Linked DNA regions of Homo sapiens: region 1 is linked to region 2. The links are chromatin loops, found by intact Hi-C in ENCODE. Cell type or tissue: ovary. All regions are shown on one strand. Links, peaks and the distances in the headings refer to the core of each region. The heading gives the core; the rest is flanking DNA. Region 1 overlaps PHLPP1 (PH domain and leucine rich repeat protein phosphatase 1). Region 2 overlaps PHLPP1 (PH domain and leucine rich repeat protein phosphatase 1).

The links. A loop is a pair of places that touch in the nucleus more often than their neighbours do. Peaks named below come from ENCODE experiments on the same cell type or tissue, not always from the same donor. Only the 100,000 strongest peaks of a DNase experiment are listed, where the experiment ranks them.
Region 1: it touches region 2 in a loop (3-fold over the local background); 53 of 110 quality-filtered maps call a loop at or near these places.

What each region holds. Positions count from the first base shown.
Region 1 is chr18:62,786,279-62,795,989 of GRCh38, reverse strand. The region is part of intron 1 of PHLPP1 (PH domain and leucine rich repeat protein phosphatase 1); the gene reads right to left. Among named protein-coding and RNA genes, the nearest start is that of PHLPP1, 76 kb to the right of the region's middle. In ovary, for the core only: no CTCF peak of the experiment used is centred there; a DNase peak (open chromatin) is centred at 4,950.
Region 2 is chr18:62,721,093-62,730,803 of GRCh38, reverse strand. All of the region lies in intron 1 of PHLPP1 (PH domain and leucine rich repeat protein phosphatase 1), which reads right to left. Among named protein-coding and RNA genes, the nearest start is that of PHLPP1, 10 kb to the right of the region's middle. In ovary, for the core only: no CTCF peak of the experiment used is centred there; no DNase peak of the experiment used is centred there; H3K27ac peaks cover 736 bases.

The DNA.
Region 1 (9,711 bases), core at 2,139-7,138, 66 kb before region 2:
GAAATTAGGAAGCCATTAACATACCCTGAGTAGAAGGATGACATAGTAAAACTGTATCTCCAGAACATTACTTTAATAGCTGTGTACAGGACAGTTTAGACAAGAGACTCGAAGCAGCAAACTAGCAAGAAACTTGCACAGCACGTAACTATGCAATAATCCAGGCAATTGATCAATAAGATTTTAGATTAGAAGGTGAAATTGAGTGGGAAGGGCTAGGGGTCATATTAAAAGTCTGAGAGTAGTGAGGGGCAACAGGATATTGGAGGCGCTAAGGGATGTCTATGCTTTCTGCAGCATGGGATAGAAGATAAGTTTTCATTTCTAATTCAGGTGTTCATGGGCTCAACTGAAAAGATTCCTGTAAAGATTCCTGTAGAGAAGAGGTCAACTACCATCCAGTGACCAAGTCCAGCTTATGGTTTGTTTCTGAGTGACCAGTGAGTTAAGAATGGTTTTTACAATTTTTGTTGTTGTTTTTTTTTTTTTTTTTTTTTGAGATGGAGTCTCACTCTGTCGCCCAGGCTGGAGTGCAGTGGTGTGATCTCAGCTTGGCTCGGCTCGGCTCACTGCAACCTCCACCTCCCGGGTTCAAGCAATTCTCCTGCCTCAGCCTCCCGAGTAGCTGGGACTACAGGCGCACGCCACCACTCCCAGCTAATTTTTTGTATTTTAGTAGAGATGAGGTTTCACCGTGTTGCCAAGGCTCGTTGTGAACTCCTGAGCTCAGGGAATCCGCCCACCTCAGCCTCCCAAAGTGCTGGGATTACAAGTGTGAGCCATCGCGCCCGGCCAGTTTTTACATTTTTAAAGTAAAAAATTTAGAGGGTTGTAAAAAACCAATTAAGAATATGCAACAAAGACCTACGAGAACTGCACAGCCTAAAATATTATATTTATTACCTAGTCCTTTACAGAAAACATTTGCCAACCCTTGTTTTCAAGCAGTATCAAAGCAGATTTCAAAATAAGCTGAAACTGATGGATAATAAAGAGGCTGGGGGATACACAGTGTCAGCCCACTTTTTTCCTTATTCTATTGCCCTTAAGAGTTTGTTCCCTACTCCATCTACTTAATCCTTAATGTGGTTAGGTTAGTAAAAGTATTGATGCTCATTAGAAACAAATCTTCCCCAGCACTGAAAACACCACACTACAGAGTCCACTTGGAGCATTTACATAACAAGGGCCAGTTCCTGTGTGTGCTTCATCTTTTGCTGGTCAACAATAAATCTACAAATACAAACTGAGTCATTTGTGTAAAAAAAAGCTAGTTCTTTAAATTGTTAATTGTAGATTAAAACAGTAATAATTAAGCAAGTCACCATAGCTCATGCCTGTAATCCCATCACTTTGGGAAGCCAAGGCAGGAGGATCCCTTGAGTCCAGGAGTTGAAAATCAACCTTGACAACACAGCAAGATCCTATCTCTAAAAAAAGAAAAAAAATCAAAACTTAGCTGGGCATGGTGATGTGCAGCTGTAGTCCCATCTACTTAGAAGGTTGAGGTTAAGAGGATCACTAGAGTCAGGGAATTCAAGGTTGCAGTGAGCTATGACTGTGCTACTGCACTCAGCATGGTTGACAGAGTGAGAATCTGCCTTAAAAAAAAAAAAAAGTAATAATTAAACTCTCAACAAAAAATACACTTGTGGAATGAAAAGTCATTCCCATATCCAAAATCGCAGACTAATATACTAATTTATAAAATGTTCTAGAGAGGGACTTAGAGCTGCTTCTGGAAAGAAAAAAAACAACAAAACAAAACAAGCACTTCAAATCTATCACTTTTTTCGGGGGGGATAGATATATAAGTGTGCAGGTATATATGTATGCATATGTATACAAAATATATATGACATTTCACCTTAAGTTTTAAAAGAAGGTTTATCATAATCTTCCATGAGAGCCACATAACCTCCCAATATTAAAAAATGCTGGTTTAATTTCTTTAACAAAACTTGTCTTTCAGGAAAGCAAGTTAGTTATGGCAAAGGTCACTATATATGTGGATAGCAACAACAAAGGAGATTCATCAATATTGGGAAACCAAACTTGTATAATTTCAGTTTGATATAGGATTGAACATAAAGGAAATTAAGACCCAACTGGCAGGCTGACAGACCCCAGTTTGAGAAACATTCAACTAGTCCAAACCACAGGAGGTAGAGCAGGGAATTACCATCATGGCACAGGAGTTAAGAGAATAGACTCTAGAGTCAGACAGGCCTGTGTTTGAGTCCTGGCTCCACCTCTCCCTAGTGTGTGAATTTGGGCAAGTTACAAATTCAATCATCAGTTTATTCCTCCGTAGAAACAGATAAAACTAGCACTTAAATCATTTATGTGTAGTATTTGGTATAGTGCCTAATACATAGCAAGCACTCAATAACTGTTAACTAAATTAATGTTATAATGTATATTAAGTTCTATGTTCAATAAATCCAGGTTATGGTTGTTACTATGGAAGAGCTAAGGAGCAGGCTGACTGTCTGGACAAGGACCAGTGTCAGGAATGGCCAGCGCTAAACTATAAGTAGATCAAGTTCCATCAACAGGTAAATCTGGCAGTTAGAATGAAATGGTTCAAACAGGCAGGCAAGATGATATGAAGGCGAAACAGCAGCAGGTGGTAAAACCTAGCTTTGAAGATTGATTCATTAGACTTGGAAAGAACCAGAACCATTATTCAATTTTCCAGAATGGATTTTCTATGCAAATATCTAGGTGACTTGTTGATCATGACAAGCACCCCCCTGCAATCTACATTCACTCGATAAGCTTTATACAGGTTTTGTTTTTTGTTTTCTTTTCTGAGACGGAGTCTCGCTCTGTTGCCCAGGCTGGAGTGCAGTGGTATGATCTCAGCTCACTGCAACCTCTGCCTCCTGGGTTCAAGTGATTCTCCCACCTCAGCCTCCCAAGTTGCTGGGACTACAGGCATGCACCACCATGCCCAGCTAATTTTTGTATTTTTAGTAGAGACAGGGTTACACCATGTTGGCCAGGCTGGTCTCGAACTCCCAACCTCAGGTGATCCACCCACCTCAGCCTCCCAAAGTGCTGGGATTACAGCCATGCGCCACTGTGCGTGACCTTTTTTTTTTTTTTTTTTTTTTTTGAGACAGAGGCTCGCTCTCTCACCAAGGCTGGAGTGCAGTGGCACAACAACCATGGTTCACTGCAGCCTTGACCTCCTGTGCTCAAGCAATCTTCCCACCTTGGCCTCCCAAGTAGCTGCAACCTAGGTGCACACCACCATACCTGGCTAATAAATTTTTTGTAAAGATGGGGTCTCCCTATGTTGCCCAGACTGGTCACAAACTCCTGGGCTCAAGCAATCCTCACGTCTCAGACTCCTAAAGTGCTGGGATTACAGGCGTGAGCCACCACATCTGGCTTAGAAACATTTTTAAAGTTTATCAATGGGTGTTCCTTTGTAACATTTAGAGAAACAAAGAAGTCATCAGAATACACTGATTAGAAGGCAAGGAGTAGGTTAGAAGAGAGCAAAAGTGGAATTTAGTCAGAAAAGAGTAACAAAATCAGAGTTTTTCCCACCAGAAGAAAGTGAAGCCATCAAAAAAATTATAAAAAAATCATTCATACTAAAAGGACATCAGAATAAAATCTACTGTTTCACACCAGTGCCCATAGAACACAAATGAGACAGCAAATTACAGTTTTACTCTGGCACTAACAATTCAATAGGTCATGACTGAGAAAATATTTCTTTTCTAAGCTGCCTTTAAGTTCCAGCTGTTTGAAAGATGGGACACTCTCCAAGTCCATAAGTAAAGCTCGGTCAGTATCATATGCTACATGGACTTGACTTTCCTATTTCCATAGCAGTCACTGAAAATGATAGTTTGCAGCATAAAAAGAGGAGTTTGATTTAGTCACTCTGATTAGAAAAACATATGCTTACATTTATAATAACAAAATCTGCTTGGTTATAGGAATCTAAACTAGAAAAATAGTTGTTTTCATTATTTCTTTATTCAGAAAGAGAGAAAATGTCTCCAGGAAAAAAAAAAAAGTGTACTCATTAATTAGCAGGGTAATAATTATAGTTATGAAAGAAAAAAATGGGTACGAATCCAATTTACCTAAGGTTGCTTTCCTTCAAGTCCACCTGTTAACTGTGTAGACTCTTAACCTTCCAATGACAGTCAGTATCTGCAATGATTAATTAGTCATTTTAATAAAGAACACTATTTCCTATGAAGACAAAAGTCTAAAGTCATATCATAAGTTCCCTACTGTTGTAAATCCAGCCTCAAAAAAATGTCAATGACATGAAGCTGTACTATCTTGCTTTCCTAACGCATTTCATGATGCTCAGCTAATAAATTTAGAGTACTTGTTTAAAGATCATAAAAAACAGCAAGAACATTCAATGATGCAGCAAAAGAGCTGTCATATTGCTGGCAGGAAATTGGATCTCCCTTTGTAGCTTGAATAAAGTCAGAAGCAAAGCATCCCTCTGCAGAAGCAAGAAAAGCCAAGCAAAACCACAAGAGAAACATAGGAGGAAACTTTCATTTGGGGTTGATGGCAATTCTTAATACTTTTATATTTTTAAAATTATATTGAAATAAGCATTATGGAGTAGAATGGAAATTTTACATAACATTTCAGGAGGAAACATGTGGCTACACAGTGCTGTCAGGCTAGCATGCCTGCCTCTGCTTCTGCTCCCACCCTCCAAGCAGATGAGCAAGTCTCATTACTGACTTTTTGTTTGTAAGTAGAAACTACGTATCTGAACAGCTTGTTTTCAAGAAAATCCAATCATCCCACAAAATTTTTTAAAAACTACAAATCAACCACTAATTATTAAGCGCTTGCTAGGACAATAATGAAAGCATGCCTGTCTTTGCTTGTCTTGGGAACTGTCGGAAAGAGCCTCTTAGTGCTCCAGGCCTTTAAGTCCAAGCTCCGGCCAGGTCTGTCGCCAGCTCCTCAACTCAGCACACCGAAAACAAAGCCAGTCTTCCTCCCTGCAAAATCAGCTGCCTGTCCCATTTCTGCAGTAGTAAACAACATTCTCCCAGACTCATGAGCTGCAAAACCTGGGGTCACTTTTAAATACTCCCTCCCTCTTTGCCATGTATATCCAGTTAACCACTTCATCCTCAAGAATCATCATAGCATCTCTTGTATCCATCCCTTCCTCTCAGTCCCCAGACTCAGATTCATGACCTTAACTCCCACTCAACTAACGGCAAGAGCCACATAACTAATCTTTCTATCCACAGTTTCTTCCTACCACATACCACCACCAGCATGCATGCCACCACCAGGAATCATGGTGGGTACCTTCATTTGTTCCACTTAAATGCTGTGACTTTTTATAAAACATTTTAAATCCTGATAGCTGCTAACAATAATATTAATATATTGGCTTTCCTAAACTTGGGAGTCATGTGGTATTCTAGATTACTGAGCTTTATAGATGCCCAAGAATTTATTCTTTTGGCAATATGTTTTACTTCAATACTTTTGAATATGTCATAACTTGTCCTGCCTGGTCAAAAATCAAATAAATAGCAAGTACCTTTTCTTGATGGCCTTAGGTCATCATCATTATGGGGTTATATTAGAGTATAATAAATGATATTCATAAAACATCCATGGATACTACTGAGGTCCCAGACTGCTGGCTCCTACTTTATGAATGCTACTTTTGATACCTCCTCCCACGTGTTTTATTGAAATTCTGTAGTGTCTGTTTGGGCTGCTTAGAGGTCTTTTTTCGCTAGCCTCCTGGCCCAAGGTTGTGCTTGCAAGTGATCGCTGACTGACAACCAAACACTAAATAGGTGAGGTGTGCCTATTTATTTAGCCTTCTTATTTATAGTCTTACCTTTCCAAATTTGTAAAAAATTCATGGAAAGCATTGACTCTCTTTTATGCAATCTGTATTTATTTCCTGTTATTCCTAGCTGTTGTTCCATCATAATAGCCCATGAAATCACTAGCCTCACACACAATTTATCTTTAAAAATTAGCTGGAAAATAAGTATACTTAGACACACAGGACTTCAACTGCGATAAATGACCTATCAAGCTCATTAAAGAAAAAGCCAAAGAAAATGTGTTACTGTGAAAAGCATCAAAGGTTTATATGTTTACTTTCCTTATACTCATGTAGATGAATATGCATATATATGTATATATTAAATTGGTCTCGGGTGCGGCCTTGAACTACTTGCCTTCATCACTCAGAACTTCCCAGCCCTATAGAACTAAAAAGGTGCATTCCAAACAGCATCAGGGATTTGCAGCATAAAGAAACAAAAGCCAGACAGAGCAGGAACTTGAAGATAAAAAGTATGGTACCTGGAGACTAGGCATCAGGGTGCAGAAGGTTTGTGCTGTGTGAGAAGACACTGATGAAGAATGGAGGGAGTCAGTCCCCACCCCCTACTGCACCTACACCATTGAGGCAGAGAACAAGGTATTTCACCTCTGCAAACAATATTTTTAAAAAAGCCCAGAAAATTCTGGGAACAATTCAGATGTTTTACAAAATCTGAAACGTTATTTGTCCATGTGACTCTTCAAAAACAAAGGCATTGTTTTTAACAACTAAATCTGTCATTTGATCAATACAGCTACACACAACACATACACACATAAACACACATATAGCCATCTGAGATTTTTTTCAAGCAACGATTCTTTTAAGACAAAAATGTCACCTACTTATATGAAAATGCTCTCTGCCATTGTTTGTTTCTGTGGAAAACAACAAAATCTTACATATATTCACTAATGCTTAAGGAAAGAAATCACCCGGCATAGTTCAGACTCCTGAAATATTTTCAGCTCATCTTGCTTCCCCACCCCCTGTGTGCTCATCTGACATCAGTGTGGTTCTCCCTGCCTGGTTTATTGCCTTGACACAAAGCCTTGATGTGGCTTTGTTTAATTTAGCTTTATGGGCTTCCCTGCCACAACATTAAGAACTCAGCGATGGGAATGGAGGCAAGCCACTTCCATTGCACGTTAAGCTGGGTTTTCTGTTTTATTATTTTTTTTTAAACACACCTCTTATTTGCTAACAACAAGATGAAAGGGCCTGGTAGAACTGGTTCCCTTTGCACAACAGAAAAACAGACATAAGAATACAAAGAGATGAAAGAACCTAAGATATAAGAAATATATAGGAAAAAGGGGGAAAAAGGCATTGTGAGTAAACCATCTTTTATCTGGAATTCAAAATACTCTGTTCTTGGTTTATCCAACCAGTACCAAAAAGACAAGTTGTACAGTATAAAAAGGGTTTGGTATGGTAATTTTACAACTCAAGATTGATGTTTTGAAAAACATAAGATGTACAAGTTTTAATTACAATTTATGGTGACACACCTTGGTAGACTGAACAAGAACAGCTCTTTGACAAAAACAAAAAAAAACAAAAAAACCCTCTTACTACCCATCTATTTTTGAAAGCACATGAATTACATAAAATGGTGCTCTGTTATAAACAGCACACAAAAGGAAAAACCTTTCACCTTTTGCCAGAAGACACTATTCCAATATAAACTGAGAAGGGAGGGACTGATTTCTAACTTGTCCCTGGTAATTACAGTGAGATTACACATGCACTGCAAGTCCTGCTTAGTCTCTGTCTCTGACAACAGTCATCCTTCCCTATTCCCACCATTCTAGTCCCTGCTTTACCACCTTGGCTCATTCAGAAAAATACAAGTGTGCCCAGGACACCTGGGCAGTGAAAGCGGATCCACCTCCCGGAGATAAAGCCTAGGGGTTCTCTGTTAACAACCAATTCAAAGGAAGGAATTTAAAGAAAACAAACTTAAAAGGGCCTCTCTGCTGCGCCTCAGGAGACCACAGCTTCAAACAGATAGAAAATGCTATTGGCATAACGTCTTCATTGATGTATTATTGAAAAAATCAAATAACATAAAACAGACATGAAATGTTTATGACAGGATACTGAATGAATACAGTGCCATTGAGGTCTAATAAAACTAGCAATGTTCTCCCAAAGGCAGCAGTCTGGATAAAGACTCTAAACAGGGCAAATGTACTTTTAACCAAGTTCCACTTAACCAACCCACTGGATTACCCACACATCTCCATTCCTTCAGTAAAACACATCGGTGAAATCCATAACACCATGGGATCCCCCACTAGTATGCACAGCATATTCCTATCCCCCACCCCCGCTGCACGGTAATGCTAATTGTACTTGTAATTACATTATTAATAACATTTACGTAGACCAGTGAAATATGAAGGCAAAGTAATTTCTGTGAAAATTAAACTAAATGCTTTGGAGAAACTCAATCAAGTGAATCAATTAATAAAAATACCAAAATAGGTTCAGAAAGAAACTGTAAATGGGAAAAGGCTGATAAAAATCTATACCCTGGTTCCAAGGCAAGAACTAAAATAAAAATTCAATTCCTGCTTCTGTCATCCTCGGAATATTAAACTAGGAATTATTCTTTGCTCCCCTCAGTTCCTCCCTTCAAAACGATGCTTTAGGTCGGGCACGGTGGCTCAAGCCTCTAATCCCAGCACTTTGGGAGGCCGAGGTGGGCGGATCATCTGAGGTCAGAAGTTCGAGACCAGCCTGGCTAACATGGCGAAAACCCGTCTCTATTAAAAATACAAAAATTAGCCAGGCAGTAGCGGCACGTGCCTGTAGTCCCAGCTACTCGTGAGGCTGAGGCAGGAGAATCATTTACAGGAGGTGGAGGTTGCAGTGGGCTGAGTGTACCATATACAGATAATTGGGGTTAGCTATATTTCAAAAATTGAGAGCAATCTGTTAAGCTAAAAAGAAAAGAGAGAAAAAAAAGGCATCCTGAGTAAAACATCTTTTCTCTGGAATCTAAAATTCCAGAGAAAATTGAATTTTTTCCCTGCACTCTGGCCTGGGCGACAAAGTGAGACTCCGTCTCTAAATAAATAAATAAATGAATGAATGCATGCACGCTTTAGAGGTATTCTACACCTCCCTGCCTCTAGATAAAGTCTAAGATGGGGAAAGTATTTGCAAATTACCTTAAACATTTTATATTCTCCTTTAGCCAGCTTTTTCAATTAACTGACCAAATACTCATTCTAATTATGTTACATCAGAAATTTTATACTAAATAAACAGCACAAACCATTGCAAAAAATGAAGACAAATGTCATTACTTCTTTGGCACAACTGGTAGCTTTTAGAAGAGGCAGTTCACAGAGCAGACTGTGAACCTTTTACCAAAATCATTCTACTAAGTGTAGCTACTATTAAAAGCAAGAGCTTAGGACAGCCTTTAAGTGTAGATACAAAAAAAGTCAATGATTTTTTATTCATTTGCTTTGTAAACAGCATTCTTAAATTGCAGATGACTTTTTCTCCTTAATATTGATCAAGAAAATCAGATGTTTAAATGAAAAGTTTGTTGCAAAAAGCAAAGACAATGGGAACAGTAACTTTGAAAATAAGGCAGCGAGATTAGTAACTTACCCAAGGTCACAGAGCTAGGAAATAAAACAGCCAAGACAGTCTGATTCCATGGACTTAACTCTCAACCAAAAGTAATAATGATAGTTAAGGATCACAAAACAAAACAACAATAACAACAACAAAATGGTGATACTACAACAAGATGGTGATAATAATAAATGATAACCAACTTGATGGTTCCATTCATAAAGTTCAAGATATGGGAAGCATCAGAC
Region 2 (9,711 bases), core at 2,907-7,906:
TTTTTTTTTTTTTGAGACAAAGTTTTGCTCATTGCCCAGGCTAGAGTGCAATGGCACGATCTCGGCTCACTGCAACCTCTGCCTCCCGTTTTCATAGGATTCTCCTGCCTCAGCCTCCCGAGTAGCTGATTTTTTTGTATTTTTAGTAGTGACAGGGTTTCACCATGTTAGCCAGACTGGTCTCGAACTCCTGACCTCAGGTGATCCACCTGCCTCGGCCTCCCAAAGTGCTGGGATTACAGGCATGAGCCACTGCACCTGGCCGAAAACAGATTTTTTTAAAATCACCTTTTTTTTTCTCTCTCTCTCTAATAAATGAGGCTGAAGGAGGTTAAGGGGTTTACTATAGGTCTCACATCATGTAAAGAAGCACAAAGACCAGAGAAGGGCTCCAGTGCTCTTTCCACCCCAAGGAAGAGCAGCAACAGACATCCCAAAATGTGGAGGGATGGTGTGTAAGAACTAGTACTGTCGTCATAGACACTTTCATTCATTATCTTACTTGATCCTCTCAACAACCTCGTGCAGCAGGTAAGAAAGAATGCAGAAAAGCCGTGTCAGTGGCACAGCCAGAACTCAAGTCCAGGTGGTAACTAGTTTAAAGTCTATGCTTCACAAATGCTGATGTGCCCAAACTGACCACAGAAGCTCATTAGGGATACGTTTTCCATATTCAGCAAATCAAGGGGGACACTTACAAGTTAACTCTGACATGTGATGCCTGAACTTGAATTCTGCCTCTCTCTTGCTCACTGTCCAAATCTAGACAAGTTACCAAACTGCTCTGTAACTCCATTTCTCTATCTGTAATACTGGGGTGATAACCTACCTCATACGGTTGTTGTGAGAATTAAATTAATAGTTATAAAGCACTTAATATTTATAAAGCACTAAACAGTAATTAGCATACAGGGTGATAGAAATGTTTACTAAATACCAAAATACTATATAATTTCTTGAACATTAGGTAGCAGGATACAATTGTGCTGAAGCAGTTCAATTCTTTTGCACTTGCTTATTCAAATTTTTTAAAAATAACATCTGGTTTGTCATTGTGGAAGAAAGCACTGTTACATACAAATACCTAAATGTGGTGACCACAGTTTCATTTCATTTAGGTTTTTTTTTTTAGACGAAGTCTTGCTCTGTCACCCAGGCTGGAGCGCAGTGGCATGATCTCAGCTCACGGCAACCTCCACCTCCCTGGTTCAAGCGATTCTCCTGCCTCGGCCTCCCGAGTAGCTGGGATTACAGCCGCACACCACCATGCTTGGCTAATTTTTTGTATTTTTAGTAGGGACAGGGTCTCGAACTCCTGACCTCAAGTGATCTGCCCGCTTCAGCCTCCCAAAGTGCTGGGATTACAGGCATGAGCCACCACGCCCAGCTTCATTTAGTATTTTACAGCAATGGGTCCGGAGATTTTCTCCTTAAGTGTTCATGTATTAAAAAGCCTATAGTCAACTACAGCAAAGGTGATTTGGAACTTCTGCAACACAACTAAAAGCCTACAGAAGAGAAACCTAGTTGTCCAACACACAGAATCTTATAAAGCCACCAAACCCAACAGCAGTACCATTTGTGTCTTGCAGTCATTTATATAATAACTAAGAATTGGTCAATAGACCATGAAAGCCCGTTTGCCAAAGATGGCAGATGTTCTAATTTGACTTTTCTATATTTGGAATGTGTTCCTTTTCCCTCCCCCATTCCCACTAAAAAAAACACTTCATTTTTTCTGGGAATTAACTGACTCAACAGCACTAACGTACCATGGGTACGATTAGAACACTGGTCGCAGGATCACAGAGTTCTATCTCAAGTTAGAGCTATTTCAAATTATTATTCCTGTAATCAAGAACTGTCATCAGTTCAAGACAACACATGGAACCCCCTTCTCAGGCTAGCCAAAAAAAAAACTCAAGGCACCACTGGCAGAGTCTACTAATTTCAATAGGCATGTTAGCCTTCCTTTTTTAAAATTAAAAGATAAACCAGGCCAGGCGCAGTGGCTCATGCCTGTAATCCCAGCACTTTGGGAGGCCGAGGCGGGCAGATCACGAAGTCAGGAGTTTGAGACCAGCCTGGCTAACATGGTGAAACACCGTCTCTACTGAAAATACAAAAAGTACCCAGGTGTAGTGGTGTGTACCTGTAATCCCAGCTACATGGGAGGCTGAGGCAAGACAGGAGAATCACTTGAACCTGGGAGGCAGAGGTTGCAGTGAACCAAGATCGCGCCACTGCACTCCTGCCTGGGTGGCAGAGTGAGACACTGTCTCAAAAAAAAAAAAAAAAAGATAAAGATAAGCCATATGTGCTTCACAATGACCTTTAAGGGGTAGCCCCCAGAATTTCTCCAGAAGGTGAAAAAAGTTCAGTGAATCTGAACAGTATAAACAGCTGAGACTGCTGCCTAATGCAAAATAAATTAGTCAAAGAGCTCAAATTCAGAAAACAGAAATCAATGCTTTATGTCACTTCTTTAAAAAAAATATTTTTTTTTTTTTTGAGTCAGTCTCACTCCATTGCCCAGGCTGGAGTGCAGTGGCACCATCTCGGCTCACTACAATTTCTGCCTCCTGGACTCAAGTGATTCTTCTGCCTCAGCCTCCCGAGTAGCTGGGATTACAGGGATGCACCACCACGTCCAGCTAATTTTTGTATTTTTAGTAGAGACGAGGTTTCACCATGTTGGCCAGGCTGGTCTCAAGCTCCTGACATCAGGTGATCTGCCCGCCCGCCTGCCTCAGCCTCCCAAAGTGCTAGGATTACACGCGTGAGCCACCGCACCTGGCCTAAAAAATTATCTCTAATACGTAAAGGGTGAAAAATACACATAGAAGCAATATTTTATATTCCAGCCCCCCTCCCCTTCCCATCCAAGCCACTTAGAGATGATACAGAATCCACAGGAAAGGAGTATCCTGATAAGTCCATATCCAGAAGCACATAAGCTGCCATCCTAAAAGTGACGATGGCGTGGGAAATTGGGGCATCAAAAAGAAATGCAGTGGTAAGGCTAAAGAGCCTTCCCTTTCTCCCTACTGTCCCTCAACAAACCCTAATACCTACCCTAAACTTACATTACTCCATATTGTAGATTTTAATCCCCAGCCTGCCAGTTAAAACAGACAAGCAAAAATGGCATAAACTCTGGAGAAAAGTGCTTTTTTTTTTTTTTTTTTGAGACAGGGTCTCGCTCTGTCACCCAAGCTGGAGTGCAGTGGCATGACCATGGCTCACAGCAGCCTCGAACTCCTGGACTCAAGAATATCTTCCCACCTCAGCTTCCCAAGTAGCTAGGACTACAAGCATGCTACCATGCCCATCTAATTTTTTTTATTATTATTATTTTGTAGAGAATGGGTCTCACTATGTTGCCAAGGCTGGTCTCGAACTCCTCAGCACAAATGATTCTCCTGCCTTGGCCTCCCAAAGTGTGGGAAATACAGGCATGTGCCACATACCTGCCAAAAGGGGCATTTTAAATCAGTGAAGAAAGAACACAGTTATTCAATTAAAATGTGCGAACAATTTGTTATTTTTCCTCCTTCCCTTTTTTTTTTTTTTTTTGAGACAGAGTATCACTCTGTCACCCAGGCTGGAGTGCAATGGCTTGATCTCGGCTCACTGCAACCTTCACCTCCCAGGTTCAAGTGATTCTTCTGACTCAGCCTCCCGAGTAGCTGGGATTACAGGTGCCTGCCACCATGCCCAGCTAATTTTTGTATTTTTAGTAGAGATGGGGTTTCACCATGTTGGTCAGGTTGGTCTTGAATTCCTGGCCTCAGGTGATCCACCTACCTCGGCCTCCCAAAGTGCTGGGATTACAGGTGTGAGCCACCGCACCCGGCCTCTCCTTCCTATCTTAAATGATGATACATCAAATTTTTATGCATAGAAAACTATAAAATACTGGCCGGGCATGGTGGGTCACGCCTGTAATCCCAGAACTTTGGGAGGCCAAGGCAGATGGATCACCTGAGCTCAGGAGTTCAAGACCAGCATGGCCAACATGGCAAAACCCCATCTCTACTAAAAATACAAAAGTTAGCTGAGCGTGGTGGCAGGCGCCTGTAATCCCAGCTACTCAGGAGGCTGAGGCAGGAGAATCGCATGAACCCGGGAGGCAGAGGTTGTAGTGAGCCGAGATCACACCACTGCACTCCAGCCTGGGTGACAGAGCAAGACTCCATAAAAAAAAAAAAAAAAAAAAAGAACAGAACAGAACAGAAAAGGAAAGAAAAGAAAAGAAAATGATAAAATACTACAAGTACTAGAAAATTTTTAAAATCCTGGAGTAGAAGAGATATTCCTAAGCATGACACAGACCCTGAAAACCTAGAGGAAAAGACTGATATAAAAGTGAACAGATAAAGAAAATATAAGTGACTTAGTAAACAAAACTAGCTTCTCTATGTAACTCCCAAAGAAATTAGTAAGAAAAAAGCAAACATCCAACCCCCCCAAAAAAAAAAAGCAGGCAAGGGATATGAACAAGTCACAATGAGTTACCAATTAATGTTCAACAAAATTAACTGCAAATTTTTTTAAATTGAGATTTTTTTCCCCAGGATCAGTTACCCTACTCACCCCCTCCCATCCATAAATACAACTACTACCTCTCATCATATCCTACCTCCACACTCAATGGAGAACATGCGTGTGTGTGTGTGTGTGTGTATATACACATACATATATATAGTGTGTGTGTGCATAAGGAAGAATAAGTTTGCCAACTATAGCAGTGTTTATACACGAGAGTTCCTTGTTACTTAAAACTGAATGTCAGCTGCACCCCAGCCATACCACCTCTCTAAGAGACCATCAAGAGAAATTTTTCCTCTGCTTCCGCATCTGGGATACTCAATATGACAGATGCAATATATTTTTACCCTTGTGTACTTACGCATTTTTTTAAAAGTTCCTTTACTCATTTAAAATTGAACAGTAATCTTTGGGGAATTAATTGACTTAGTAGGCTAACTCTCATAGAAAGGAAGCTAAAGCTTTTGCTTAAGATAAATAATTAAATTAAAATGAAATCTAGCATAAAAGGAAATCTGTCATACCCTAAAATTAGCTGGAAATATTTGTTTCCACAGTTCACAAACTATCTTTTTGCTAATGAGAGCAGGATATTTCTTTCTCTCTCTCTCTCTCTTTTTTTAAGAGACAGAAAGAGAGAGAGAAAGTATTCAAAGCAATGGCATATTTCTGATAAAGACTTCCAAATCAGCACACAACAAAAGCCCAAAGATACTGAACAAGTTGTTTCAATTATGTCACAGAAAGGTAGAACTGCGTACATGTACCTGAAAAATAAGCTAAGTTGCAATTAATTTTGACACATCTTTTTAAAAATAATTCAAAGAAGATAATGTTGAATCTTTTTAATACATACATATTTATTTTTTTATTTATTATTTTTTTTTTTTTTTGAGACTGAGTTTTGCTCTGCCACCCAGACGGGAATGCAGTGGTGCAATGTTGGCTCACTGCAACCTCTGCCTCCCGGGTTCAAGCGATTCTCCTGCCCCAGCCTCTGGAGTAGCTGGAATTACAGGCGTGCGCCACTAGGCCCAGCTAATTTTTTGTATTTTTAGTAGAGACAGGGTTTCACCATGTTAGCCAGGCTGGTCTCGAACTCCTGACCTCAGGTGATCTGCCCGACTCAGCCTCCCAAAGTGCTGGGATTACAGGTGTGAGCCACCGCACACAGCCAACACACACATATTTAAAGGGAAATTTTTTTCAAAATTCATGCTTAAATTTTTCTCCCAAATTATTTTTTTAATTCAATGATTTTTTTCTAACACTTTTATTCTTTTAACAATTTCACCTTCAAAGTACTGAATGAACTAAGAACATTGATTTTCTAACACTGTACCTCTTCTCTGCCAACTGTCAATAGTTCTATCATGCATCCCACAAAGGTAACATCACTGATGAAATCTAATTTCTCTCTCTGCAATTAAAATACCCACCTGTTCCATCAGAAGTTCCTTTCTTACAATCTGTCAAAGTGATATGCAACCCCTCAAAAGCACTGATTAGAATGAAAAGAACTAGGAAAAAACCTTGAATAGAGAAACGACTAACTGTGTAAAGCACACAATTTCTTTAACTTTCATTTTTAATAGTATTAATATAAAGAACCACCAAAGACAGTAAGTATTACACATTCACAGTGTGGGAAAAAAAGAACACTGGACAGATCATCAAAATCCTAGGTGGTGGTCCTAACTCTGTAACTGACTTAACCAATGATTCTGGACCAGATTCTTTACCTCACAGGTTTACTTTTCTCATCTATAAAAATACAGATGTTGGACTAAATTATCTCTACAACATCCTAAATTCTATTACCTGTCCAAAGTAACAGTGCAAAAAATCCATTTTCTTAAAATGTTTTTTCTCCTACTGACTCTAAGCACCGGTAGGCAAGCACACAGCTCACCATAAATAAAGCTAACTAGCCAGCAAATTTTACACATTTGTATCCCTCTAATACAGTTATTAGAGTAAACTTGATGAACTAGACTATGAAGGCATCTTGCTAAGTTAATTTAAGAATTTCACTTTAACTTAAAAGAGGATGTACTTTATACTCATCTCTGGCATGCTGAATTTTACTTCAGGAGTAGGAATGACAGGGAACGGGGTAATCAAACATCGATTCTTGTCCTAATCTACACCAAAGAGGAGGTCTGCTTTGTTTGGTTGGCAACCTCCAGCTGACTTGTGTACATTAGGTCCAAGTCCATAAGAAAAGGCAGGGGATTTGACAGTTTTAAGCCCATAGCCATGTCTTACAGAACTTAAAACAACTACAACTTTCAAAGCCCTTCAAAAAAAACAGGCTCTCTAATGAAGCCTCAGAATGTTACGAGTTGGAAGAGATCTTGGACTCGCTCTACTCCAACCCCATCGTCTTACAAATGAGGAAATCAAAGCCCAGGGTAGGTTAAAATGAATGCCCAAAGTCATGCCAAGTTTCCCAACTCTCAGACTACTTTCTCTAAAAAGCAGTACATTTTCTCTCACAGTGTGAGATAAAAGGAAAAAATTGTTTCCCAAAGTTCTGTTTTTGAAGAGGAGAGTGACTTTGACCCAACCCCCACCCCCAACACACCAGCCAAGCTCTTGCTGTATTTAAAAACATGCCTGGTATTTGAAAAGAAAGCCCAAACACTCTAACACATTATTAACTGAGGCAGGTATATGAAAAGATTCATTCTCCACCTGCTCTTCCTCAGATGTCTGATTCAGAAGAAATAGAGAGCAACAAATACAAATCTCTTCCTGCTTAAACAGAATGTGAGAAAAACCCTTTAAAAAAATTACAACCAATTCAAATTCTCTCTAACTTCACTTTCTAATTAGATTTCACTCATTATTGAAATGGTCCAAAACCAAATATTTCAAATTTCATCAGTCTTCAACTGAATGCTTTCACAAACTAGAAGCAAGGCTAATTTACTTTTAGCCAAGCTCCAGTTAGAAAAAAATATGCCAAAATTCTGGATGTTTTTTGCTTGTGTTTTTCTAAAGTATTGATATCTCCAAAATCATACAATATGTGCAACCTCCAAACAAAGTATTTTATGGAGTTTTCATTATTAACTTCTAGGTCACAAACTCAGAGGCCACTAGGCTTACACCTCCACAAGACACTTTATTGTTAAACACACTTTACGATGTATAAAAATCTCAAATGTAAAAAATACAACAGGGAAAAAAATTACTTCAGTATGCATGTGGCATTACAAAATGGTTATGCCTTGTTTCACCTAACATACCAAAAAGTATATGAGGCCAAGTCATGGTAACACAACAAAACCATTCCAACTCTAAAGTCAAAGAATAACAACACTTCATTAATCCAGTAACTGTTATTATGCTTGATAAAAAGCATAATATCACACATCTTCAAAGAGTTGCTATTTCACAGTTACCTAAATATACTAACATCTTTTAATCAAAGTATCATTAAAGTCTATTCTTCCTAAGTACTTGAGTTTCAATTTATCATAAGTTTCTGGAGTTGAAGTTTCATACAAATCCAGTCAGTCATACAGCCTTAGGTTATAAATATCTAATATATCTAATGAATTCATATGGTGGATTTTGTTTAATTATATTATCTTTAGAAAGCCAAAGGTAAGTATAAAAAAGGGTTTGCCGTAGAATCACAGTGACGTCAGGCCAGATTCAAAACCCCTCATTACCAGTGTTCCACCAGATGCATGTGATTAAAGGGATGGAATGGGTTTAGAAGGTGGAACTTTAAAGAAAAAAAAAGACTTCATTTTCCCAGGCTGTTTTAGACATTTTGATAACATCTCTTTCTCTTTTTCAAAATGTCAGGCGTCTTTAAAGGAATCGTTTTTCTATTGAGCGGCTTCAGGATCTCTGGACTTTCACAGTACAATCAAACCCTTCTCCAGTCCAGATAGACTGAATTATGTTAAACCCTGGCACATAACAAAATCATTAAATCTAAGATGCCTCATTTGACAGATGTCTCATTAAATTCACTGCAAAATTAAGTACGAGATGCCTTTGAAAAGTTGGGAGAAACCTGTTAACTCTAAGAAAACTTTCAGAGAGAGCTATTCTCTCAAAATCCAGAGTTCACTCACGTGAAATAGAAGATATTAATAGTATGTAGCACATCTAAAATCTCCTGCCATGGGAGAAATGCCGCTGTGTGTATGTGTGTTTAACACATCCCTGGGGACCCAAACAGGATGGAAGCTGAAAAATCAGGGCACACACCACCAGCTGCTTAACAAAATTCCACAAATTAAATTCAACAAATGTTAAACTAAAATGCCAAGGACTATACTAGGCTTAGATCACATACAATGTCAGTGAATGTTATGTTACCAGTAAATGAAAAGCTAATTTCAGGATTCTAAGAAGAGAATGAGAAACAACAAAAACATTTTACACTTAAAAAATAACTTATCTTTGTATATATCAATCATTTAAGGTGGGTGATTTGATAATCTTATAGCAACCAAAAGATAAAACTTTCAACCTAAAACTTTACACAAATTCATTTACACTCATCTCCTGCCCCTACAATTACTTCAATGAGTACAAAAGACACACGAATTTAGGAATAACTATGAAATTCAAGGAGAAGAACTTACTATCTCTAGCACTATATAACATGAATTATAAAAATTATACAAGAGCACAATAACATCAAGAAAGCATCATTAAAAGACAACTCGATTTTTTAATAATAAGTTTAAGCAAATAAGATATTTAATGAGAAATATTTTCAGTTACTTTAAAAGCCATGTTTTAAAGCAACTGAACTGTCACACATACACACACACACACACACACACACACACCCACACCCCTCAAAAGTTACCCACTTTTCAGGCAAAGTGTTAATTCTCTACTTCCCAATGAAGATTTACAGTTTAACAAATAGGTATGCTTGAATAAGAGAATAAAGAACTATTACGTAAACTTTAATTCATATCAACTTAAATCCAAGCATGACTATTTGCAACCAGGATATTTAGAACACTTCAGTACTCTTTCCATACTGTCTCCTTATTTGTCCGTCTTGGTTCTTTACATTTTTAAAGGCACCATGATAAACAGAACCATCCACATTTCACAAGAAATACCACTTTGAACTAGAGGATAATACCACCTCATTACCAACAAAAACAGCATATT